3 separate regions of the Homo sapiens genome follow, and all the other regions are linked to region 3. A link is a loop called in an ENCODE intact Hi-C map of the cell type or tissue named here. Cell type or tissue: endothelial cell of umbilical vein. All regions are shown on one strand. Region 1 overlaps CMSS1 (cms1 ribosomal small subunit homolog). Region 2 overlaps CMSS1 (cms1 ribosomal small subunit homolog). Region 3 overlaps CMSS1 (cms1 ribosomal small subunit homolog).

What was found. Peaks named below come from ENCODE experiments on the same cell type or tissue, not always from the same donor. Only the 100,000 strongest peaks of a DNase experiment are listed, where the experiment ranks them.
Region 1: a loop joins it to region 3, with 7 times the contacts of the local background. A loop is called at or near these places in 14 of 110 quality-filtered maps.
Region 2: a loop joins it to region 3, with 6 times the contacts of the local background. A loop is called at or near these places in 9 of 110 quality-filtered maps.

What each region holds. Positions count from the first base shown.
Region 1 is chr3:99,917,439-99,925,438 of GRCh38, forward strand. The region is part of intron 1 of CMSS1 (cms1 ribosomal small subunit homolog); the gene reads left to right. FILIP1L (filamin A interacting protein 1 like) reads right to left here. Exons shown (of 6, transcript NM_001387850.1): 4 at 6,792-6,970. All of the region lies in intron 1 of LOC105374010 (a long non-coding RNA gene), which reads left to right. Among named protein-coding and RNA genes, the nearest start is that of MIR3921, 43 kb to the right of the region's middle. In endothelial cell of umbilical vein, no CTCF peak of the experiment used is centred here; DNase peaks (open chromatin) are centred at 1,473, 3,553 and 3,703; H3K27ac peaks cover 3,145 bases.
Region 2 is chr3:99,892,937-99,900,936 of GRCh38, forward strand. The region is part of intron 1 of CMSS1 (cms1 ribosomal small subunit homolog); the gene reads left to right. All of the region lies in intron 4 of FILIP1L (filamin A interacting protein 1 like), which reads right to left. All of the region lies in intron 1 of LOC105374010 (a long non-coding RNA gene), which reads left to right. Among named protein-coding and RNA genes, the nearest start is that of MIR3921, 67 kb to the right of the region's middle. In endothelial cell of umbilical vein, no CTCF peak of the experiment used is centred here; a DNase peak (open chromatin) is centred at 3,185; H3K27ac peaks cover 2,396 bases.
Region 3 is chr3:100,037,529-100,045,528 of GRCh38, forward strand. All of the region lies in intron 1 of CMSS1 (cms1 ribosomal small subunit homolog), which reads left to right. All of the region lies in intron 1 of FILIP1L (filamin A interacting protein 1 like), which reads right to left. It overlaps LOC105374010 (a long non-coding RNA gene), which reads left to right. Exons shown (of 5, transcript NR_189163.1): 5 at 2,247-3,865. Among named protein-coding and RNA genes, the nearest start is that of FILIP1L, 73 kb to the right of the region's middle. In endothelial cell of umbilical vein, no CTCF peak of the experiment used is centred here; DNase peaks (open chromatin) are centred at 3,123, 4,023 and 4,853; H3K27ac peaks cover 3,646 bases.

The sequences.
Region 1 (8,000 bases), 120 kb before region 3:
AATATATTGTCAGGAGAGCTGGCTTCTACTCTGACTCTGCAACTATTTAGCTGGAAGATTTGGTGACTTTTTTTTATCTTGGGCTTGAGAGGCCTCACTTTTCTCAATTCAAAAAATCAAAGCATTGGTCTAGATTGCTAGGTCTTTTCTAGCTTAAATTCTTGGCTTCTGAGATTTCTGTAATTTTTTATAGTTATCTGGTAGATTGATTCATGGTGGTTGTATTAACAGGAATAAAAAAGTTGTGAGTGGACTTGGATGTGCAAAGGTGATATTAGGTTAAGTTTCAAATATGTGGAAGCAGTAGGGTATACCGAAATCTAGATGTCCTTTAAGAATGGATGTACAGATTTGGATTTAAAGTTGGTGGTAGTCACTGTCATTCTCACTGACCTCTTTTGGTAGTGGAGTTAGAATCCTAGGCTTGAGGTAAAAGGTACTTGTTCATGACAATCACATAATCACAAATTTTTAGGTGTGAAAGAGACACAGAAATCATAATCATATGCCCTGCCCTTGTTTGTTTGTTTTTTGTTTTGTTTTGTTTTGTTTTTTTTGAGACAGATTCTTGCTCTGTTGCCCAGGCTGGAGTGCAGTGGCGTGATCTCGGCTCACTGCAACCTCCACCTCTTGGGTTCAAGTGATCCTTCTGCCTCAGCCTCCTGAGTAGCTGGGATTACAGGCGCGCGGCACCACGCCCGGCTAATTTTTGTATTTTTAGTAGAGACAGGGTTTCACCATTTTGGCCAGGCTGGTCTCGAACCCTTGACCTCATTATCTCCCTGCCTTGGCTTCCCAAAGTGCTAGGATTACAGGTGTGAGCCACCACGCCCAGCCCCTTGTTTTATATACCAGAAAACTAAAGATTTGAGGAATGGAATTTGCCAAAAGTTATACATAGCTGCAGATCAGGTCTGCAGACCAGACTGCCACTATCTCTAAGCTCCTGGTTCATCCCTCACTAGGCTTGTTAATGTTTTCTTTTTAGCATTCATAGTATTCTTTTGTAAGCAATAAACTCACTATCATGTATGTTCAAATACACATTCAAAATTATTTGTAAAATTTAGTTCAGAAAACTAAATTTCTGGGAAGGAAAAGCAATCAGGTAGCATTGTCACTCTATCTGAATTTTGACCTCTGAAATTAAAAGGCATTGTATGGAAACCGCTGAATTGTGCAGTTTTAAGAGTATGGTTTTATGACATCTGTTGAAAGTTAAGTCATGATGGACGGTCCTAAATGGTTTTTTAGTACCCACATGAGGTAATTAATCTCTCTGCATCCCTTTTCAGATCCTGTGTTAGGTCCAGCATGTATGAACACAAGGCTGATCATGTCATAATTCTGTATAGAATTACAATAACAAAATATTTGTTTGCAGTGGATCTCCATTTTGTTCTGTCAAAGAACTAGATGCCCATGACAAAGGTCAAATGGAGATCTGGCATCCATTTCAATACTTGTAAGACATAGTCTTGAGAATATGTAATACAAATAGCTCCTTGCCAGAAAAACTGAAAGGAAATGATTGCATTTGAGTACAATGTATTCTACAACAATAGTTTAGTGTGTATGAAATTTAAAACTGCTGGCTTTCAAAATATTTTTTTTAAGTAGACTTTATTTTTTTAAAGCTTTATACCCACTGTGTATTGCTTTGTAGGATACCCTTAAAAGCTGAGATTTAAGACCAAAGAAACTGAAAATCTTAATGGCACGATATTGAATTCTCTAGTAAAATACTTTAGTTTAATGTGTTTATTGATTTCTCCTGAATGTTCTGTCTTCATGAGCATTAATGTTATTACATTAGTTTACCATAGTGGTGCCTTTTTTTCTACCCGTCATGAACTCATAATGCCTTAGAAGAATCAGTATCAGGTCTTAAAGCCTGCAGTGGTGTCTTTGTTTTACACAATGAACAAATATTCAGGATTGTATAGGTGAGGACCACATCTACCTTGTTCGCCCAGTATCTAGTATGGGACCTGGCTTGCAGTAGACATATATATTTAATCAATTATTGTTTTTGTTTTGTTTTGTTTCAGTTAATGAATGGCAAGTAGCACTAGCTCCAAACTAATGAGTTTAACCTAAAAATTAGATAAATTAACTCATTCATGTATGTATTTCAAGGAGGTTTCCAAATCCTCTAGAAAGAAAATTTGATGTTTTTGAGAGAAGCCTTTAAAAGTGGTCTGATTTACTCAGTTAACAGTAGGGTCAAATATGGCTCAAGCAGTGTTTTAGTCACCTTGTCTGATGCAGTCTGGAAAAATAGGCCTGTCATAATAGAAAAGGATTGATGGTGAAAATACTTGTTTATAAAGTTGTTTCAGCCAAAGGGAGAGGTGGAAGTGCTTTGTTCTTCATTGAAACTTAACAGCAAAGAACTTCCCAGGGTGTGGTCAAGGCAACAACACTTGAAGCTGGACACCTGGTGACTTTCCTCCAAAGGGCCCTAAGGCCTCTGCACCACTGTTCTATCTAGTCAAACTTGGACAGAAAAGGAACAAGAGATTAATTCTACCTTGACTCCTTTCTTTGTGGTGTTTGAGAAGCTACCATTTGAACTTCTGATTTACAAAACTGAACTATCAGTGCTAACCTACTAGGCCAAGATTTTATGAAAAGTAATTTAAGGCTTTAACACAATCCATGGTTGAAGCCACAGTTTTATACAGAGCTGCCATAACAATATTTCTTTCCTGCTTTAGTTGTTGTTTCAAGACCAGAAATGCAGTAACATATATGGATAGCATACATAGTTTGTTTTAGAATTCTAAGAAAGAATGCATGGTTTCAAAAAAAAGCAACTCTTTTTTTTCTTCAGAGCCTTTTGCCCCATTGAAACTGAAAAAGAAAAAAAAATATGCAAGCTTTTTTGAAAGTACAGACAAAATTGGCATTTCACTTATGGGAAAATTTTGCAAAATTACATTGACTAAAAGTACTGTGAAGCCACACAGAAAGGCCAAAAATTATTGGCATTGCTTTTGTGTAAAAAACCTTTTACATAGACTCCACCTGTAATTCAGCCAAGTACATAATTCAGGTCATTGGTGACACACGTATCCACATGTTGGAGCTGGTCAGTGAACGTTGTCATGAAACATGGATAGAATATTACCATATGGACAGACCAAACCGCACAGATTACAGCTAAGGAAACTTTGCATTAACATGCCTGGGAACAGGCTTTCCTGAGCTGATCCCTGCCCCCACCCACCCTCAGTGGGAAAGCCAATTGCTTACTGATTACGACAGCGACATCACTTGGCAAACATTTTGGCCTGAGCTCAATGTGTGACATCAGTCTCCTTTAGGGTTTTCCACATAAAACAAATTCTCCAAAGAAAACACAGAAATTGAGCCTTAATTTGAAATCCATTATTACATCCTCTGAGGTCTCATTAACTACCTCAATCACGTAGTTCTTAATTTTTGTTTTATTTCCAGGTAGATACAAACCAACACTTAGAATGTGAGCAGTAAACCTTTACCGTGTTTATTTCAGAGTTTCAACCAGATACCCCTTTGTATCTATTTTCAACCAACCTCCCTTTTACTGGGGTTATGATATCTTTGTTTCACTGCTGGGAGGGTTGCTAGTTTGGGAGTGGTTTACAACACTTTGTTTGAGGAAGGAAGTAAACATTGTTCTTTGACCCTTCAGGATAAGTTAGTCTCACTTTTGTGGGAGGCAGCTGTGTCCTTGAGAGAAAGCACTCAGTGAAGTTGGAAGGACTCAGTCATGGTGTGTTTTGCCATGTCACTTGAAAGCAAGGCACACTACGGGTATTTCACACTCTTGTGTGTAAGCACCTCCTCTGAGCGTTTATTTACCTGAAGTCATTAGTTTCCCCCACTTCCTGTTTCGTTAGATGGTATTCATTTAATACTACTTTGATGCACATGGCCTTAAAGCAGATAGAAGTCAGTTATGCCTCATGAGGCCTGCAGTCTCCCAGCAGAAGGCAGGAAAGCATGAAGGGTGGACGTGAATGGGCCCACACTACCAAGATACTGGAATTGTGATGTTCAGGCAAAGCAAGGGAAGTCACATATGCATCAAGGGAGTTGAGAATAGGTTTAATATTGTCACATTCAAAGAATTCCATCTGGAAGGTGTTCCTTGGCATATAGAAATAGATGAATATTCTCATATCTTCTGGAATGGCTAAACAGAGTGATAGACACTTTTTCCTACTTCTTGTTAATGGCATGTTCACTTTAATTATTCTTCAAGGTAAAGAATCCTATAAAGGAAACTTTATATCCTATAAAGCTAAAAGTAATCTCTTAAGTTCTTTCTCTTAAATTCATTTTATATATTTCAAAATACTATTCTTCATATATTGATTTAGTAGTATACACTTTACATTTTTCCCACAATTTTTCTTTTCCTCCAGCCCATGGCCTTTATCCCCACTGATCTTTTGTTCCCATTTCTCAGTGTTGTTCCTTCTTGCTCTCTTGGTTTAAATAATCTTTGCCATCTGCCTCCCAACATTCCAGTATAACTTCAGGATAGCCCTCTCCAGCCTTCCTCCAGAAGATAGTAGAGATACACAGTGAATATCAGAACTCTCCTCCAATAGCCCTTCACATTCCCACCATAAATCTGTATCATCTTGCCTTTTCATTAATGTGGTAAGCCCCCTGGGCAGGGACAGTCTGTACCTCTTTGTATTATGCCAGGCAACACTCTGACCGTGATCAGTAAATGTTCATAATAATGAAAGATGAAAGAAAGTGTCTGTGTTCAGCAAGTTAGTGCCAAATAAGTATGGAGGCCAAATGAGGCCACTAGTGCCAAACCACAGGGGTTCAAAATAATGTTTAATATAACATTGTCTCATTGAATAACAAATCTTATATTGTAATGTCTGAGTCAAATGTTTCTTTGGTGCCAGATTTCTTGTGCTCCTTTAATCTGTCCCTGTAGATATTTCAGAGTTCATGAGGAGCAAGTTAGTAGGACCTTTCCCCTGCCCCCTCTCTGCCGTGTAGTGAAAAATAAACCTCCTGGAAAAAATAGAGTGAATATAAGTGCCATGGATTCTCTGGCACTCCGAAAAAATGCCTACCATAAAGTATATGGAAAATAAATGAAAGTTTGCTATTAGCCTAGATATTGAGGTAACTAACTTAAGTTACCTAGCTGAAGTATGAATTGGAAGTAGTTGAATAAGCCATTTGAGATTGGTTACTTTCCATCTTTTCAGTATCAATAGAGAGGGTTAATTGTCCTTTCAGTTTCATATGGATGCTTATACTGTCTACAGTGGTTCAGAATAGAGGGTCAAAGTAGAACAAAATAATCTACCCTACATATGGTTAGAAAATATTTACCAACCAAACTCTCCTTTTTTGCAGCCACGCTTCTCAAAATGCTAGTTCACATTTTAAGCTTCTACATTCTTATTTCTTATTTTGTTTTTTAAAGCATTGCAATTTGGCTTCTGCCCTTACCACTTTATTGAAATGGCTCATTAAGTTCCTCAGTATTTTCTTCATTGCCAAATCCTGGGACATTTCATTCTTTTCTGCATTATTTGGTGCTATTTGACTGTTCACTCTCTTTTTAAAGTCTTTGCTCACTTCATTTCATTGCCTTCTTTGTCTTCTGGTTCTTCTAAGCTTCCACCATTTTTTTTTTTAGCTTCCATTTTCAACCCCCTTTTTCTTCCAGAAAACTGCCAAGCCTTGATGTATTCTAGGGTTCCCTTTCAACATTCTCTCTTCTCACCACACCAACACCCACAGTTTCAGCTATCACCTGCTGCAGGTCCATATCACCAGCCCATCCTTCTACAGACCTATATTTCTGACCATGGGTTGACTTTATACATATTATTCTTTACACCAGATACTGTAATATACCAAGGTACCTCATACTCAACATGTCTAAACCAGGACTCATCTCCTACCTACTCACCAAGTAGAAACCATCCTGCCTGATCAAAATCCTACAACACAGAAAACTGTGCCCCATTCCCATATTTCATATGTTCCTGAATAGCCAGGAGTGCTTCTCAGTAACTCCTTGTTTTCCTTGCTCTTCTTTCCAGTCTAACCAGTCACTAATTCATATTGACTAAACATCATAAGTAGTTCATGCGCACACCCCCCTCCCAACCTCATGGCTGTTGGAACACATCCCCTCATCTTTCTCATCTGGATATTTGCCTCCTATGTGAGTTTCCTGCGCCCAGTCTAAAGCTCCTCCAGTTGTTCCTCCATGTTCCCTTAATCGTTCTTTAGGAAAGCATAACTGATCATCTTATTTTCCCTTTCACAATTTTCCATTTGCTCCTTCAGGCCAACAGTATAAAGTCCAGCTGCTCAAGGCAAGCCTTTCCTTTTCTCATCCTACAATCATGCCCTATGCTGTAGCCATGTGAAAAGCTTGAGTTCCCTCAAAATGCAGGTTCTTTTCTCACTTCTATACTAACACACTTATTTCACCCCTTGCCATGAATATGGTTTTCATTCTTGTTTGCCTAGGGACTAGACCCCTGTTGCCTGGTCTTTGCAGCCTTCACAGGGCACTCCCTTCAAGAGTTAGGGGCCTAACATTTATGGTTCCACAGTCCTTATCACACATCTGGTTATCCATACATTGTACTGATAATGTCTTCAAACATATCCTTTTCCTCACCCTGGACTATGAGATCTTTGAGAACAGAGACTGTGTCATATTTATCTTTGTATCCCTGAGACCTGGTACAGTGGCCAGCTCATAGATTGCAGAATGGGACATTGTTTGCCCAAAGCAGCCTTACCTTTCACATTCCTGTTCTAGTAGGCATATGAATTCATCACTCTTCTCCATGTATTCTTTATGTTTTCTCTTTTCTTCCTCCAACTCCAATATGGTTTGCCTACGGGATTTTTCTGCCACTAAAAGCTGTCCCAGGATTCGTCTGTAAGATTCTTTATGTTTTTCCACAACTTTGTCCAACTACGAAAGAAAACATTTATAGCCTGTTACCAAATTGTTTATATACTGTTGTCTTTCACTCTTTTAGAAATGTCCCTGTTTTGATTAATTCGGCAGTGGGTTTTTTTGGTTTTTTGTTTGTTTGTTTTGAAACAGTTTTCGCTGTCGTTGCCCAGGCTGGAGTGCAATGGCGCGATCTCGACTCACTGCAACTTCCGCCTCCCGGGTTTAAGCGATCCTTCTGCCTCAGCCTCCCAAGTAGCTGGGATTACAGGCATGCGCCACCATGCCCAACTAATTTTTTTTGTACTTTTAGTAGAGACAGGGTTTCTCCACGTTGGTCAGGCTGGTCTTGAACTCCTGACCTCAAGTGGTCTGCCTGCTTCGGCCTCCCAAAGTGCTGGGATTACAGGCATGAGCCACGGCGCCCGGCCAGCAGTGGGTTTTTTATCTCCTTGTTTAGTGTTTATTCTCTTGTTAATTGATACTTTTGGGTGCATTTCAATACAAATGTAGTCTCTTTATTGCCATCAAATTTTTCTTGACAGAATAATCTGTGTCCCTGTGGGTATCAACTGTTTCCACATAACCTCTTTCTGACACTCTTATGTCTCTCTCCTGAGAAGCTACATTAAAGAAATGACAGGAAGTAAGAGAATCCTTGCACGGTGCTGGATTCGCAGCTGCCCTAGCTGATCTCTTCTGCCCCAGCCCACCCTATAGTTCTCTGTACCAGTATATGCCTCTTGGATCGCTCTACCAGGACATGCTATGATTTTCATTTTATTATACATCAAGGTATTTCCATTAAAATAGATCTATGAATAGATAATCTATTATGTGTTGGTGTATAGTGTGAATGTCACCAAATGTAAGTACTAAGTCCATTCAGATTTTCACAGCACTATACTTACATCTTTTTTACAAAATGATCAACCTGTGGCTGATACATGTGTTTGTCTCCCCTGCTAGACTGTGAACTCCCTGAAAGCTGGGCCTACATCCTTCTTTTTTTATTTTATTTTTAATCCTTGGCATCTAACAGAGTGCC
Region 2 (8,000 bases), 140 kb before region 3:
AAGAAGATGAGGCCCCTGTTGGTGCTGATCCCCCAAAACAGAGCTGAATTAGAAGTGATCAGGACAGTGACTGGAGGAGGAGTGGCAATGCCTTGCTAAGATGCAAGCATGATGCTCTGTGTGTCTGTTCTCTCAAGTGTTACTGGGAAGAAATCTGGGGATTTTTAGAAGACACCTTTCTGCTTTCAGGTATCTCTATTTCCAGTAACAAAATTGGCATCTAGACTTTTTTTTTTTTTTTTTTTTTGAGATAGAGTCTCACTCTGTTGCCCAGGCTGGAGTGCAGTGGCGCAATCTCGGCTCACTGCAACCTCCGCCTCCCGGGTTCACGCCATTCTCCTGTCTCAGCCTCCTGAGTAGCTGGGACTACAGGCGCCTGCCACCACGCCCGGCTAATTTTTTGTATTTTTAGTGGAGACGGGGTTTCACTGTATTAGCCAGAATGGTCTCGATCTCCTGACCTCGTGATCCGCCTGTCTCGGCCTCCCAAAGTGCTGGGATTACAGGCTTGAGCCACCTCGCCCAGCCGGCATCTAGACATTTTTTAATAGGCATTTAGTAACAGTAACAAATATTATTGTTCATTTTATAGAATTTGAAGTCTTCTCAATCTAAGACTAGATTTTGGTTTTTTAAGGTATGAGGTTTTATGGATCTTTTTACTATCATGTAGGTATCTAAGAATTACATCATTTGTTTGACAAAAGCAGATAGCTAATTCCTTTAAAGTTAGCTATTTTAAAGTAATCTTCAATTGCTTTAATCTCAAATCATTTATACTCTACAGATAATTTATTTTTCTGTGATGAGCAGAAATAGTTTCATGCTGATTGAGAATGATTTTTGTTTGCCAGCATCCCTTTATCAAATATAGAGATACTTAAAAATATCTTTAGGTTTTACTTCCCTCCACCCCAACCCAAGACGTTTTGAAGGTAAAAAATCTGGCTCCCCCTTTGCCAAATCCACAAATATTTCTGTGAGTTGCTCTACAGTTTTCTTCTTTTTGAAGCTGGGTGTCAAGATATTCAGTATTCATTTATTAAGGACCTGCTATGTTAAGTGAGATACATTTTGGAGGAGGAAGGCCAGTTAACATAGAACCAGCATATAATAGCTTCAGTAAATTTTCTTTCCTCTCTGCTATGATACTCAAAGTTTTTTTGTGATATTGCAGAAAGTAAGACAAATCTCCTGCTTTAAGACAATTACAGCTAGGAGTTGGTTGGAGAGGTATTAATAGAAAAGGAGATAGGATGGTTAAAAACTAAGTAGATTGCATAAGATACATAAATAAAATACTCTTTCAGTGCTAAGGGAGAAGATCTGTATCTGAAAAGGTGTAAGAGAAGGTGGCACTTAGGAGTTCAGGTGAAGATCTGCCCCATTTGTTCATCTGTTGTGGGTGCCTAACAGGAGCTAGTCTGGTGCCAGGTCTGGCCAGAGGTGGATTCACTGGCCCCATTAGCTTTGTGTGCTGGTGTGCTATTTTCTTGTTTCCACTTTTAGTTGTCACCTTTTTGTTTTGGGTTGGTTTTTTGATACTTCTAAAGTCTGTGTTGCTTATTATTTCTTTTGCTCATGGAAGAAATGTAGGATAATGCTGAATTTACTCTGAATTTAGATCTTAGGGCAATTTGCTTTCTTACAGCAAGGAGGAAAGTGAATACTTTAATTTTTTAAATGTAGGAAGTTTACTATCTTGCAGAAAGACTGTTTCAAGATATTTCCTCATAAAAACGATATTATTAATTATGGAGTTGATTCCCAGACTAGCACAAGGAAGCTTACTCAACCCATAATAAAGCTGAAAACTCCATTTAGGTAACTGTGATAGTATGGTGATTTTGTAGCACAATAATAGCATAATTCACAAGGTTTATATGTACTCCTATTATTACAGTACGGAGTAGAGAACAATATTCTTGCAAACGTATAGAGTTCAAGCTATATTTAGGTCAGCTAGCTTTTTGTGGACTAGCTGGGACCCTATGTGTTACACGAAACATGATATTTAATTAACAAATGTGTTCCAGGTTCCCACTTTGGATTCCAGGTGAATACCTCCCTGTCACATCCATGGCAGCCTCAGGCCAACTAACCTGAAGAAAAGTAGCTCTGGAAATACTCTTGCCCTCCAGGTGCCATCCTTCGAACAGGGTGTAGGCTGGCTTTTTATATAGAGAGAATGTTCACAACTCAGGTGTTCATAACCCAGAGAATGCTTATATATATATAGTGGCCAGGATGGTTAAACTTAACTATATTTTATTCTTAGCTGTCTCAGGTTCAAGCATGATAGCATGTTCTTTTAGGCAACTTGCAGTCACCCATGTTCACTGCTGGAAAAGCTGAAAACATCCCTCTTTAAAGAATGAATCATAATCCAACTAGCTTTGCAGTTGGTCTCATATATTTAGTGAGCTTTCAGTCAGCAGGACTTTTTTTTTTTTTTTTTTACTATGTATCCCATAACATATGAATGGTAATATTTGTGGCTTATTCAAGGTACTGTATTTCCTTCCGCTCATGGGCAAGAGCTTATTTTTTGGCTGATCTCCTTTTGCAGAAGAGGCCAAGTTCCTGGTGGTGTTTGCTAGATATAGTTTAGGGAACTTAGTTCACAATAGCATAACTATGAACCCATGGTAATTTTTTTTAACCTATAGATTGGTTTTCGTATACCAAAAGGGGATAATCAGTGCAGATCGAAATAAACATTCATTTCTTATCACTGTACATGTAATACCACACTTCCACATGTTGTCTTCCTTAATCTCCTTCATCTTTGATGGAAAACCTCTTCCTTTTAACTACTCTCCATCAAGTTTTCTGTTGACTCAGGACAATACCCTAGCAGCCTTCACCCATAGAATAGGTGCCTCCTTAAAAGACTGGTTAAATGTTGGCTAAACTCTAGCAGTGATTGCTAGAAAAGAAAACAATGTTGATGTTTGGTCAGGGCTGGACAAAGGAACCCATCATCTATGTTTGGTCAAGCTCTAAGCTGTAAAGATAGTCTTTTTGTAGAGGAGACATGTGGCTCACTGGAGGAGGGAACCATTTGCTTCTGCAGGGAACTGCCACGGTTCCATATTATAAAGCATGAGTCATGGATGTCTTTGTGATTACACATCCTTCTTCACATATGTGGAATAAACTTTTAGAAAAAAAAAAGGAAGTTAAGGGAAAACAGAAGTGTGAATAACTGCTAATGGTGCTCTCACTGGCTCCATTCCGTCTGCTATTTCATGATACATAAAGGGAGTAGGTCAGAGATTCCTTTCCTGGCAAATAAGTGGCAACATATGTTTGAAACAGTGAATGGAAACTATAGGAGGAAAATGACAGGCATATGCAAAAGGAAGGCAAGGGAAAATTTGTTGCCCTAATGTTAGCCACATAATTGGTATGCTTTTCTAGAGAGAGGCTGTTTCATTTTAAACAGTCTGCATGCCCCATTAGTACAGCATTTCTGTGTGTGAAGTGTATATATTTTCTAGGCTTTGGGGATTTTGGTTTTTTTCATGAATGGTAGTCACCTTAAGCTACTGAGGCTTCATACAGAGTCCTTTGAGAGAAAGGTTCCCAAAAGAGAACGTAGTCAGGAAATAGGACCCTTTATTAAAGTAGTAAGAACAAAAAGAGAGGAAGTAGTTAACAACAACTATTTTGATGGGCTAAGAACAAAGGAACAGGCACCAAATTACTATCTTCTGGAGTGCTCTTCATTTAAATTATAATTCTACAATGATAGTGTTGATTCATTTGTTGCCATAGCAACCGAACCTTTGTTCAGTAGAGTTTTGAGATTCTATAAGGTTCCAGAGGACTAGGGTTTAACGGTTTTTGTTCCACAATATATTCATAAGCAATGTTGCCTACTAATAAATTGAAAGCACAGTGATTTTCTTTGAAAAAATAATTTTCATAACAAATCAGTGTATACAACGGGTGCTGAAGTCCATTTCCACTCACCTGTCATACATGGCTAATAAATAGAAAATGTATTTTCAGTCGCAAAATTTAATTATGGCCAATTGGAGAAAAGTGCTAGAGAGAATGATTTGTTTCTCAGAACAAATTTTTTTTTCTTTCTTTGCATAGAAATGATTGTGATTAAGAATATTGTCAACTTTTGGCCAAGCATGGTGGCTCACGCCTGTAATCCCAGCATTTTGGGAGGCAGAGGTGGGCAGATCACTTGAGGCCAGAAGTTCGAGACCAGCCTAGCCAACATAGTGAAACCCAATCTCTACTAAAAATACAAAAATTAACCGGGTGTTGTGGTGCACACCTGTAATCCCAGCTACTTGGGAGACTGGGGCAGGAGAATCGCTCGAACCCAGGAGGCCTCCGCGGGAGGAGGTTGCAGGGAGCCGAGATTGCACCATTGCACTCCAGCCTGGGGGACAAGAGCTAGACTTTGTCTCAAAAAAAAAAAAAGTTGGCTTACTTGTTCTATACCTTTGACAGTAAATACAGCTCAAAACAAAGCTAAGAAAAACAAGTGAAAGTTTGCCATTATATACCTCAACTAATTTGTGTTCATTTGCCTGACACCAAATTTTGAATTTTCTTTACTAGTTATTTTTTTAGATCTTGAGTAGTCTATATTCTCTAAGGCTTAATATTATTGCCAAGACAATGGGATGCCTTATGATGGAGTGCTGGGGTATCGTGTATTTGAGGAGAAATCCAGAATACTGAAAGTAGAAAACCAAAATTGTGTTTTTGAGATTTGGGAAGCAATGAGGTTCTGAGCTGGTTAGTTTATTATATTTTTTGTCATACCACTATCTCATATTTTACCTTGACCAGATGGGGATGTCCAGGATGGATGATGGTGATCATAGAGGGATTCTGTAAGAGAACTCCACTACAGAGAATCTCCTATAGTGTGTCAAAGCTTTCTGCTGAAATATATGTGGTAAAACAAATGACCACGAATATGTCCAGTGTTCATAGTTAAATGAAGTTTTCCATGTTTCTCGTCACCATGAATAATTGAGAACCAACTCTATTAAGAAAAGATATCCTACCTCCAATTCTGATTCCTCATACCAATGTTACATTTAATTTTCTCACATTGGTTTTTTTTTCTCCAGTTAGTCGTCAGAATGTATTTATTTTTAAATAGGCTTATCTAAGTTATTAGACTCTCAAGGAAACTTTCAAAAGCAGGCAGGCTTGGTTTAAATGTAGCTTATTTGAGGGTTTAGATATGATACAATATTTTTGTTGCATATTTTGACATTTTTGAAGGTTATTTGGAAAAAAAGTATATCTTTATATTGTAGGTAGCATTATTTTTAGAGCTGTATTGTAGGTGTATGGAATGAAAGATTGCAAACAAATTATACTATATGGAATTACACAATGACCAGGGCCTGTGTTTGTCTTGATTCATAAGCCCAACTTCATCTTTTCATTCCATTATAAATAGAAACCTGGAAAGATCAGCTAAATAAAAATTATGTTTTGTGGTGACAAATTTCCATCTGGAATTATGACATGCACCCACTCACACATTAAAAATATATGTGCAAGTCAAGCGCGTTGGCTCATGCCTGTTATCCCAGCACTTTGGGAGGCCGAGGTGGGTGGATCACCTGAGGTCAGGGGTTCAAGACTAGCCTGGCCAACATGGTGAAACTCTGTCTCTACAAAAATACAAAAACTAGCTGGGCATGATGGCGGGTGCCTGTAATCCCAGCTACTTGGAATGCTGAGGCAGGAGAATCACTTGAACCCAGGAGGCAGAGATTGCAGTGAGCCAAGATCATGCCATTGCACTCCAGCCTCGGCAGCAGAGCTAGACTCCATCTAAAAAAAAAAAAAAAAAAAAAGTGCATTTTTCACATCATCCTAGCAGTTTTGTTTTTGCTTTGTTTTAATAAGGCTTGAACTATTACATATGAATACCAGAAGAAGGTACAATTGAATGAGGTATATTGCATGAACACTGACTCTGAAGCTCTAATCGAAGTTTAGCTTTATTTCAAACTACTCTCTTATTAGATACTTATTAATACCAATCAAATTTCTGTTGCTAGTTTCATCACCTGAGAAGGCTGGAACACACATACTGAAAAAAAAATGTGGTTATTCCTCCTTATTAGGACCTCAAAGACAGCTACAGTGAATGTGCTTTGATTATATTAGATGGAGATTTTATGTGTGCATTTATTTAGAGACTTAAACTGGGAACTCATTTCTTTTTATCTAAAAATATCTTTTAAAAGAATGTAGTTTCTGATGTTCGTTGATCTTTATTTTGCATCATATAAAGAGTCTGCTCAGTTTTATTTTGAACAGGACACTTGGTTATAATTTTCAAAAGCAGATTTTTGGTTTCCAATACCAAGTTATTACACTTTATGGGTGTTTTGGTCATTTCTTATTATGATGCATTCCTTTAGCCTTAATGAGCATAACTAATGCACTAGAGTTAAAAATGGAAATCTCATATTTTAAGATCATATTGGAAATTATTCTACCTAAATCTTTTTACAAAGTTTTCCATGAATTATATTAATGACACAACTAAACAAGTTATTGTATATAAAGGATTTAGTTTTTTTGTGAGATCTAAATGGTAGCTGTTGTGATTGCTGTTGTTGCTTTTTTCTAGCAGTTTCCTAACCCCTATTGCATTCTTCAGCAAACTATTTCTAGGACAAAGTACTAGGAATCTGACATAAAGTACACTGTTCCTGAAATTGTTATGATAGATGCTTTGGACTCCCACCTCCTTGATTGTGATTCCATTATGGTCCACCTTCAGGGCATCTTTTCTTAATGCACATTAACTCCCAGGGTGATGAACCAGACTCCCTGGGTTTGCATGTTGAATTGCATAACTTCTCTGTGCCACCGTTTTCTCATCTGTAAAATGGGAATGGTGAGAGTACCTTCCTCATAGGGTTGTTATATTTAAATGAGTTACAAACTTTAAGTGCTTAGAGTAGGGCTTAACTAGTTAGCTGTTACTAGTACATTCCTAAGGTGCTAAATACGGTGTTCTGGTTCTACTGGATCTTTGAAATCGTATAATTCTGAGGTCAGAACCAACTTGTCAGGACTTTAGGATGAAATAAATATAAATGTATGTGAAAGCGATTTGAAAAGTTAGTATGTAATACATATCTAGAACAGTGTTTCACACATAGCAGGTATTCAGTAAATATGTATTGGATGAATTAATTTAAAAATTAAAAATATTATATATAATGGTGATATCATTAGTAAAATTTATGACTACAGGATGGAAGTCAAAACCACTCAACCTCCTTGAGTTTGAGACAGAATATTCAACTCATCTACATTGATGAGGTGCAAAAAACAAAGATGGTGATGATGAGGATATTAATAACAACTAACACATACCTGGTGCTTCTTGTATGTTAAACACTATTTTTAACCCTTTATATTGATATAAATTAATTCATTTAATCTTTACAGCAGCCCTATAAGGGTTATCCCCATTGAATAGATGAAGAAACTGAGTCTCTAAGAGGTCATAAATAACCAGATTTCAGATGAGATAGAGTGCGTTCAGGGTGGTATGGCCATAGACAAGATTTCAAACCAAGGAAGTTTGGCCCCAAATGCCATACCTTTAGCCCTATGTTATAACTAAGGTGTAATTTCATAAAAGTTATTTGTTCCAACCATTTCTTCACACACTTAATATTCATCAGAACTTCCATAAAGTACCAAATGGGCTGATCATTGTGTAATCTTCCCTCTTTCTTCTTTTCCACGCAAGTCTTAAGTGCTGATACTCAAACTGAGCTGCACGTTGGAACTACCTGGTGTGAGCTTTTAGCACAGTTGCTGTTTCAGCCTCAGAGATTCTGACCTAATTGATGTGCCCCGGTTATCAGGTTTTTTAAAAGCTTCTCTGGTGATTCTTACATGTAGCAAAGTGTTAGAAGCACTGATCTAAAGGAAAATGAAATTGGCCTAGGCCCTAGAGTATGCCTGAGGGGAAGGGG
Region 3 (8,000 bases):
CCCTAAGATAAACTGAGGAATACAAAATTTTTGTCTCCCAACAAAGTTGCTACAGAAATCCTTTTAGCAATCTTTATGTTCAAATCATAAAATGTATAAATAACATAGAAATAGTGTCCCATATCCCCTTCTGTAAATTGAGGCACACCTACATTTGTTTTAGCTCTGTCCTGATAAGTTTCTCTATGCATCTTGCTTGCTTTGGGAAGCTCATTGCATAAAGCTGTGTATAAGTGAATGTTTAAATGTTTTTGAGGAAAATGACAGTGATGATAACTTGACCTCCAGTACAGATTAAGACCTTTAAAAAACTAAAGCTCTACTAATTTCTTCCTCACAATTACCTGAGTAGCTTTACAGCCACACTAACTGGCTCTGAATCGCTTAGGTTTTCCTTTTTAATCGCTTTTCTTTTTTTTTTTTTTTTTGGGGGGGGAGGGAACAGAGTCTCAAATCTCGCTCTGTCGCCCAGGTGGAGTGCAGTGGCACAATCTCGGCTCACTGCAACCTCTGCCTCCTGGGTTCAAGCAATTCTCCTTGCCTCAGCCTCCCGAGTAGCTGGGATTACAGGCACCTGCCACCATGTCCAGCTAATTTTTGTATTTTTAGTAGAGACAGAGTTTCACCATACTGGCCAGGCTGGTCTTGAACTCCTGACTTCAGGTGATCCAGCTGCCCTGGCCTCCCAAAGTGCTGTGATTACAGGCGTGAGCCACCACGCCCGGCCTCTCTTTTCTTCTCATTAAAATATAACTCTTACAGAAATAATAAGAAAAGTAATGAAGTAATGAGTCTATTATTTTGAGCCCATCCAAAAAAAATTGCTTAACTGGCAACAGATAGAAAAATAAGATATTGAATTATCCAAAAGCTGATTAGCCAAATTATTTCTTTTTTCACCATTTTTTTGCTTATAGAGAATTCGAGTAGGGAGCGGAAACAGGCAATACTACTCAGTCAGTTGTAGTTTCTTATTGACTGTTCGGTTTAATTTCAAAATTAACAAACATTGTAATTGCAAAAGATTGGAAATAACCTAAATGTACTTTTGTAGGGACTGGAAGTAAATAGGATTATTCATTTATCCAATACTATGCTTCCATAACAAAAACTGGAAAGCTATTTATGGGTTTTGTTTGTTTCTTTCTTTTTAAAGGACACGATCTCAGTCCATGTCCTACATAGTAGCCTCAAACTCCTGGGCTCAAGCGATCCTCCCACCTCAGCCTCCCAAGTAGCTGAGATTACAGGTGCCAAGCCACGGTGCCCAGCTGCTCCTTATGTACTGATACAGCAGGATCTCCCAGATGTATTGTTAAGTCCAAAAGGCACAGTACAGAACATATTGTCTATATCGTATGCTACCTTTTGCATGTAATAAAAAGAAGAAAGAATGAACGTACATGTTTGTCTGCATATGTATAAAACGTCTTTGAAAAATGCACACACAATATTGCTTGCCTAAGGAAATAAGAATTTTGTGTTGGGAGACAATAATTTTGCATTAATTCAGCAATAACAGATGTTGGAAAAACTCCTAAATTTAATGCTTATAAAAAGAATAGGAAATTATGCTTTCACCAGTGTTGTATTGGTATTGAAATTATCATCATCTAATAATAGTTCATCAAACACAGAGACATTCCCAGACCTTTCACTGTAGTGGTGAAAACCATTATGCATTTTATCTAATTCAGTTAGTCTGCTTTACTTATTAACTTGACCTCAAAAAACTGAGCAACCTTTTCTAAGTGTTCTTGATCACAGTAGTACAGCCTATGAAGTACATAAGAAGTACAGCCAAGACTCACCTGCTACAGGAATATCAAAGAGCAGATGAAATATAATCTATGATTATATTTCACAGTATGTAGTATAAAGATTTCACAGTATAAAGATTTCAGTGGAGTTCTACAAAAATACCAACTTGGTTTAATACTTAATGGAAAGGAAAACAGTAAAATTTATTTCAAATTAGATAGTGTAAGATTCAGTCTTATAATATGCGGGATACCAGGAGTACCTTGGAAAAGCCAGATACCAAATAAGATCTAGGAAATTTTTAGGAATCCAGAAGAATCTAGAAAAGCATTGTCCCTAGAGTTGATATTTCAGTATATCACCAAGTAATTTTTCATCCAAGATCTCAGTGCTTCCCTTAAATTAGATATTAAATGGCATGTGGTAATTCCCCCCAGTGGTTTTCTTCACAGTTAACGACTTTCTTCTTTTTTTTTTTTTTTGAGATGGAGTCTTGTTCTGTTGCCCAGGCTGGAGTGCAGTGGCATGATCTCGGCTCACTGCAACCTCCACCTCCCAGGTTCACACCATTCTCCTGCCTCAGCCTCCCGAGTAGCTGGGACTACAGACGCCCGCCACCATGCCCGGCTAATTTTTTGTATTTTTAGTAGAGATGGGGTTTCACTGTGTTAGCCAGGATGGTCTCGATCTCTTGACCTCATCATCCGCCCACCTTGGCCTTCCAAAATGCTGGGATTACAGGCATGAGCCACCGTGCCTGGCCTCATAGTTAACAACTTTCTTGATCTATCTACCTGCATTTTATAATTGGATACATGAATCAATCCAAGCTGTCTGAATATTTTTTTTTCTTCCTGCACCCACAAAAGCCAGTGAGAAGTAGGAACCTAAGACAATCTCTGGAACAGGTAACCATCTCTTACCACTTACAACATAAGATTAAACAAAGAGTTCTCTCTTGTGGCTTATTTGCATATTTCATTTGCATAATTCTCATCTAACTCCCTCTTTTAAAAAAAGTATTAATTATTCAAATAAATACTATTTATCCAGGCCATAAACAGTATATTAAAGTTCTCTCCCCGAGAATCATTTGTATAGTTCCAGATAATAGCATTCCATTTTAATATAGATGAGTACACAGATGTGACCGTGGTTTTAGAAACAGTTTAGGTAGCATCAAGAAACATCTGCACATTTTCCCAGCAGCCTGAGTAACTAGTAGTGATTTGTACAGACTTCTCTGCATCTGCTTTTTCCCCCCTTCCTTTTTTCAGCACATCTAGATGATTAATAGACTGAACAGGCCCTTATATATGCATTCTGACAGCCTTTAGGACGGTCTTGGTTGACAATACACACATAAGCCAGTGTTGTTATCATGAAACACTTCATTTGAATGACTATTACAGGCTGAACAGGATGTCCTATGCCAAGAGGTTGTGACATTTTGAGAGGGTGGTGCTGGGAGCCATGTGGGACTCTTTTCCCATCACAGCCAAGTTGACATTTTCTCAGGTTGTAGGATCATTAGGGCTGCAAAGGGAGAAACTTTGTCAGTGGCTGGGTAGATGTCCCTTGAGCCTGGATTATGCATTTGAAAAAATGGTTTCTTTGCCTTAGGGAAGAGAGTCTCATTTTAAAAAGAAAAAGGTTTTTATAACGAGTTCATGTATTCCACTATGAATTTTGCTGAAAAATCTGTCCTGAAGTATGTCTTTGCTGCCAAATCCCACGCTTTACAGTTAACCAAAGTTGACTCTGTATGACCTGTTACATTTTCCTTAGACAGTTGGATGTGATCACAGAAGGGTGACTGCCAAAGTTTTATTTCAGCTCAGATATAGCTAAATGCAAGAAATCACTTCCTGACACCTTTCTTCTGCCTGCCCCACCCTAAATCACCATTTTTCAAACAAGCTATGGAATCTACAAAATGGCCTACCTGTGTTCCAAGTTAATTTTGAGAATGGCTTTTTATGGCTGGTTTGTAATCTCTTTAGAAAAGCAAAATTATGATGGAAACTCTATGACATCCTAAGCTGTAAGCACTTGAAGATGAATGTAACTTCAGGTCTGTGAAGCTAAATATTTACCTTCCACATGATTTACTGCGTCTTTGTTCCTTTCCACACTGAGCTTTTTCTTTATGTGCATCCCTTCATCTCCAAGCTACTTTTTAGTAGCCCTGTTATATCAGTGTTTTGTGATGTTACAAAAAAGCAAAGAATGTGAGGTCAAATTTTCCATTACACACTTCAACAGGAATGCCAGGGAACTTAGCCAAACTAAGGCTACAAAAAAAATAAAAATAAAAATTACAGGAAAGATGATTCATTAATCAACAATTGCCTTACCAAGAAAATAGAATTACTTGTATGTATTTGGTTTGGGGAAGGGGGATAAGTGCAGATATCCTGGCTATGAGTGAAATGGAGGTATTTTATGTCTATGTAGCATGGTTTTAGACCTACCAGAGATCTTTTAAACAGTAAAATTCAGGAGAAAGGATAACTCATGTTGTGCCTTGATTTATCTCACCTTTTTCTTCTTTCAACATGAAAGTATATCACATGCTGACCCCAACTACAATTTGATTTAAAAAAATAATGACAGCTGAAAACTAGGATAGAAAGGCACAGGCTGCACCTCAGGAACAGTGAGAACAGGGACCATTGCCATTCCTTCCTCTTTCTTCAGCTATATGATCTGAGTCCCTTTTTATTTCATATATGCCCCCTTCTGCTCCCCTTTCTCTTTATTTTGCCATAAGCTCTGGATCGTAATCCATCCCTAAAACATTGTCATATTAATAGAAATTCTGGAATTTGACCTTTAAATGTAGTCATTATTACATATTAAAGGATCTACAAAGGGCAAAAATTGTGGCAGTAGATGAAAACAATAGCCACTGAAATTTTTTAAAGCCCACAAGCTTGTAAGATTCCTCTTAAACAAACAGAATGATCCAGTCACAGAGCTTAGTGCTGTAAATGTCAATATAAACTTGATTTTTTTTTGTATTCTAATAAGAAGACCAGCCAGTAACAAAAAAACATTGGCTCTGTGACCAGCCAATACCAGATACAGTGAAATCTGTTATCTGATGTTTCGTCAGCTAGCCTGTGAGCACCATCATGTAATAAAATTCTCTAAACTGTGATTCACGGTGCTACAAGATCTTTGTGCACCTTTTGACTAATCAGAGACAAATCATATCAGGCTCTTGTATTATTTTATTACCAAGTGTATTTTATTTTAATTCTTTGGAAATTGGTAATCCATGTATGGTTCAGACATTGTTAACCAGAGTACATAATTAGAACAATTCCAACCATGCCAGATGATACTGTATTTACTGAAGAATTTTATTGCCTTTTATGGAGAACATGAGGGAGGAATAGAGAACAGGTTTTTTTTCTTTTCTTTTGCCACATAGCTGATAACCCAGTTGCTATAACCATTTCTTCCACACAAAGGGACAACAACATGAGAAATACACGTTTTAAAGTTCCTAACAATCGAGTACTTCTTACGGGAAGCTGGGACAGTTCAAGAAAAAAATGGATTGAAGGAGAGGAATAGAGCCAAAGTTCCCAGACCTTGACAACTAGGGCAAATGTAACAAGTCCACATTCATCATGGAAAAATGTAAAGTCCTACATGTTTGTGGAAGAAAATGACTGCATTCGCAGAACAAGAGGGATAAAGGGCTAACATAGCCTGTGCTGGTCACAGCCTTCTTTGCTCATCTCTCTTTACCTCAATGTGAAGATCAGTGACAGACCCCCTGAGCAGGGAATGTTTTTTGAATTATAATGATGGAGACAAGTATCCTGTGTCTCAAATTGACAAGAAGTACTCCCCAGTCCTCAAAGCTCAGAGAGGCTTTCTTCAGGCATATCCAGTATTTCATTCTTTACTGTGTTGTGCCTTATCTGCTCTCTGTACATACAAGTAAGGAAAAGAGAAAATATATGCAGAAAATCATGTCCAGTAAGTTTTATTCCCCTTTGAAAGATTATATTTTGTCTTTTGAAAGTCTCTCTGTCTCTGTTCTTTTCAGCTATATTAAATATTTGTTTCCTTCGTTCTTGAATCTCATTTTCTTGAGGCTTATAGCAGCTCAGCAGTCTCTAAGGTCTCTTTTCCCTCATCCATACTCTCACTTCTCTATTTTTGACTACTTTTGCAGGCCAGTAGGTATTTATTATGTCTCATTTGCTGTGGGAGACAGGCTCCACCCCATCCTACCATACTCCCAGACTTTATTCCTTTTAACCATCTAACTAGCCATCCATTTGAGTCAGTTAGGACATGGAGACTTGAGAAATTTACATCCCTGGAAGGTGATTATGATATGTTGAATTTATTTTTTAAAACTTTTTTTACAAAATGACAAAAAATTGTGTATATTTAGGGGATACAATGTGATATTTTAATCTCTGTATACATTATAGAAAGAATCAATCAAGCTAGTTAACATATCCATCACCTCACCAACTTATTTTATTGTGACAAGAACATTAAAAATCTATCCTTTTAGCAATTTTGAAATATGCAGTATGTTATTTTGAATAACTGTAGTCATTATGCAGTGCAATAGAGATCAGCTTTTTAGATTCTACATAGAAATGAGATCATACATACTTGTCTTTCTGTGCCTAGCTTATTTCACTTAGCATGATGTCCTCCAGTTCCATCCACGTTGTTGGAAGGACAGAATTTCCTTCTGTTTGAAGGCTAGCTAGTAGTTCATTGGGTGTATATACCATATTTCTATGACAAACTCTGTCCTGCTTTGCAAGATTTTAAAAGGGAATGTGCTTTAGAACAAGACACATTGAGATTTGGGTTCAAATCCTGTGACCTTGAGCCAGTTACTTGCCTCGTTTATTCATTTAACAAATTTTGATTGAGCGTCTTCTATGTGCCAGGCATTGTGATGGGCACAAGCGATGCAGTTGTTTACAAGATTGACATGGTCTTTGCCCTAATGAAGTTTATATTCTAGTTAGGGAAACCAGTGAAAAATAAATATTTAAATAAGTATTTACATCATAGTATAAAGAAGTAACACAGGGGTAATCTGTCAAGGGGGGCAGTGAAAACTATTTTTGAAACAATAGGTAAGCTGAGGCTCAAAGAATGAGTAGGAGTTAGCCAAACAGAGTATACAAGAGCATCACAGGCTAAAGGACAGCTTGCTCCAAGAACCCAAGTCAGGAAGGAACTTGAGACAAAAGAGGAACTGAAAAAAGTCAAGCTAGACTAGAGCCCAGTGAAAGAGAGGGAAGTAGAAAGATACAGAGGTAGTGAAGCCAGATTATACAGGGCCTTATAGGCACTGGCAAGAATCTTGGTCTTTTCTAAGAGCAATGAGTAACCATTGAAAGATTTTTTTAATGAGGTAAAAACTTGATTTGTATTTAAATCACTCTGATTATTGTACCTCATCACACAGTAGATGAGAGAAGGAAACCAATGTGAAAAAGGCTGGTGCCATTTTTCAGGTGAGAGATGATGGTGGCAGTCAATGGAGTGGTTAATGGCTCCAAAACAGATTTAGGAGGTAGAGCTGACAGGACTAGTGGCTCTCTGCTTTGGTGACATTGCAGAATAGTAGTGTCTCTGATGACTTCCATTTTTCTGATATGAGGTGCTGTTTCCTGAAGTTAAGAACATTTAGAGGAGAGTCTAGCCTGGGCGTAGAGAGGACTAGATCCTAAGCTCAGTTTGGAACATGTTTGATCTGAGATGCTTGTGATATATCCAAGGGGAGATGGTATGCAGGTAATTGTAAAAACAGATCTGGCGCTCACAAGAGATGTAGGCTAGAAATATAAATTGGATAACAGTTTATAGATTATATTTAAAGCTGCGAATATGACCTCTCGAAGCCTTAGTTGTTGCATCTATAACTTGGAAGTAATGATCTAGCTGTGCAAAGAGGTTGAAAGGGATGCGTACAGCACATAGCACAGTATCTAGCTCATAGTAAGCACTCAATATATGGTAATTGCCATTATTACTATGTCTAGGAAAATCTCACAGCCTTATTCTCTGAGTTAGCACTAATTGACAAAGAGGAGAGTGGAAAAGAGTGAATAAAGGAATGAACATAAATCTGTGAAAATATGTGTATAAAATCGAGATAAAACCATTAGCTTTCATTGTGCTGCTGTGTTAGAATTTTTTTTTTGTAATTTTTAATTCCCAGGCATCCCTCCTCTCGCAAA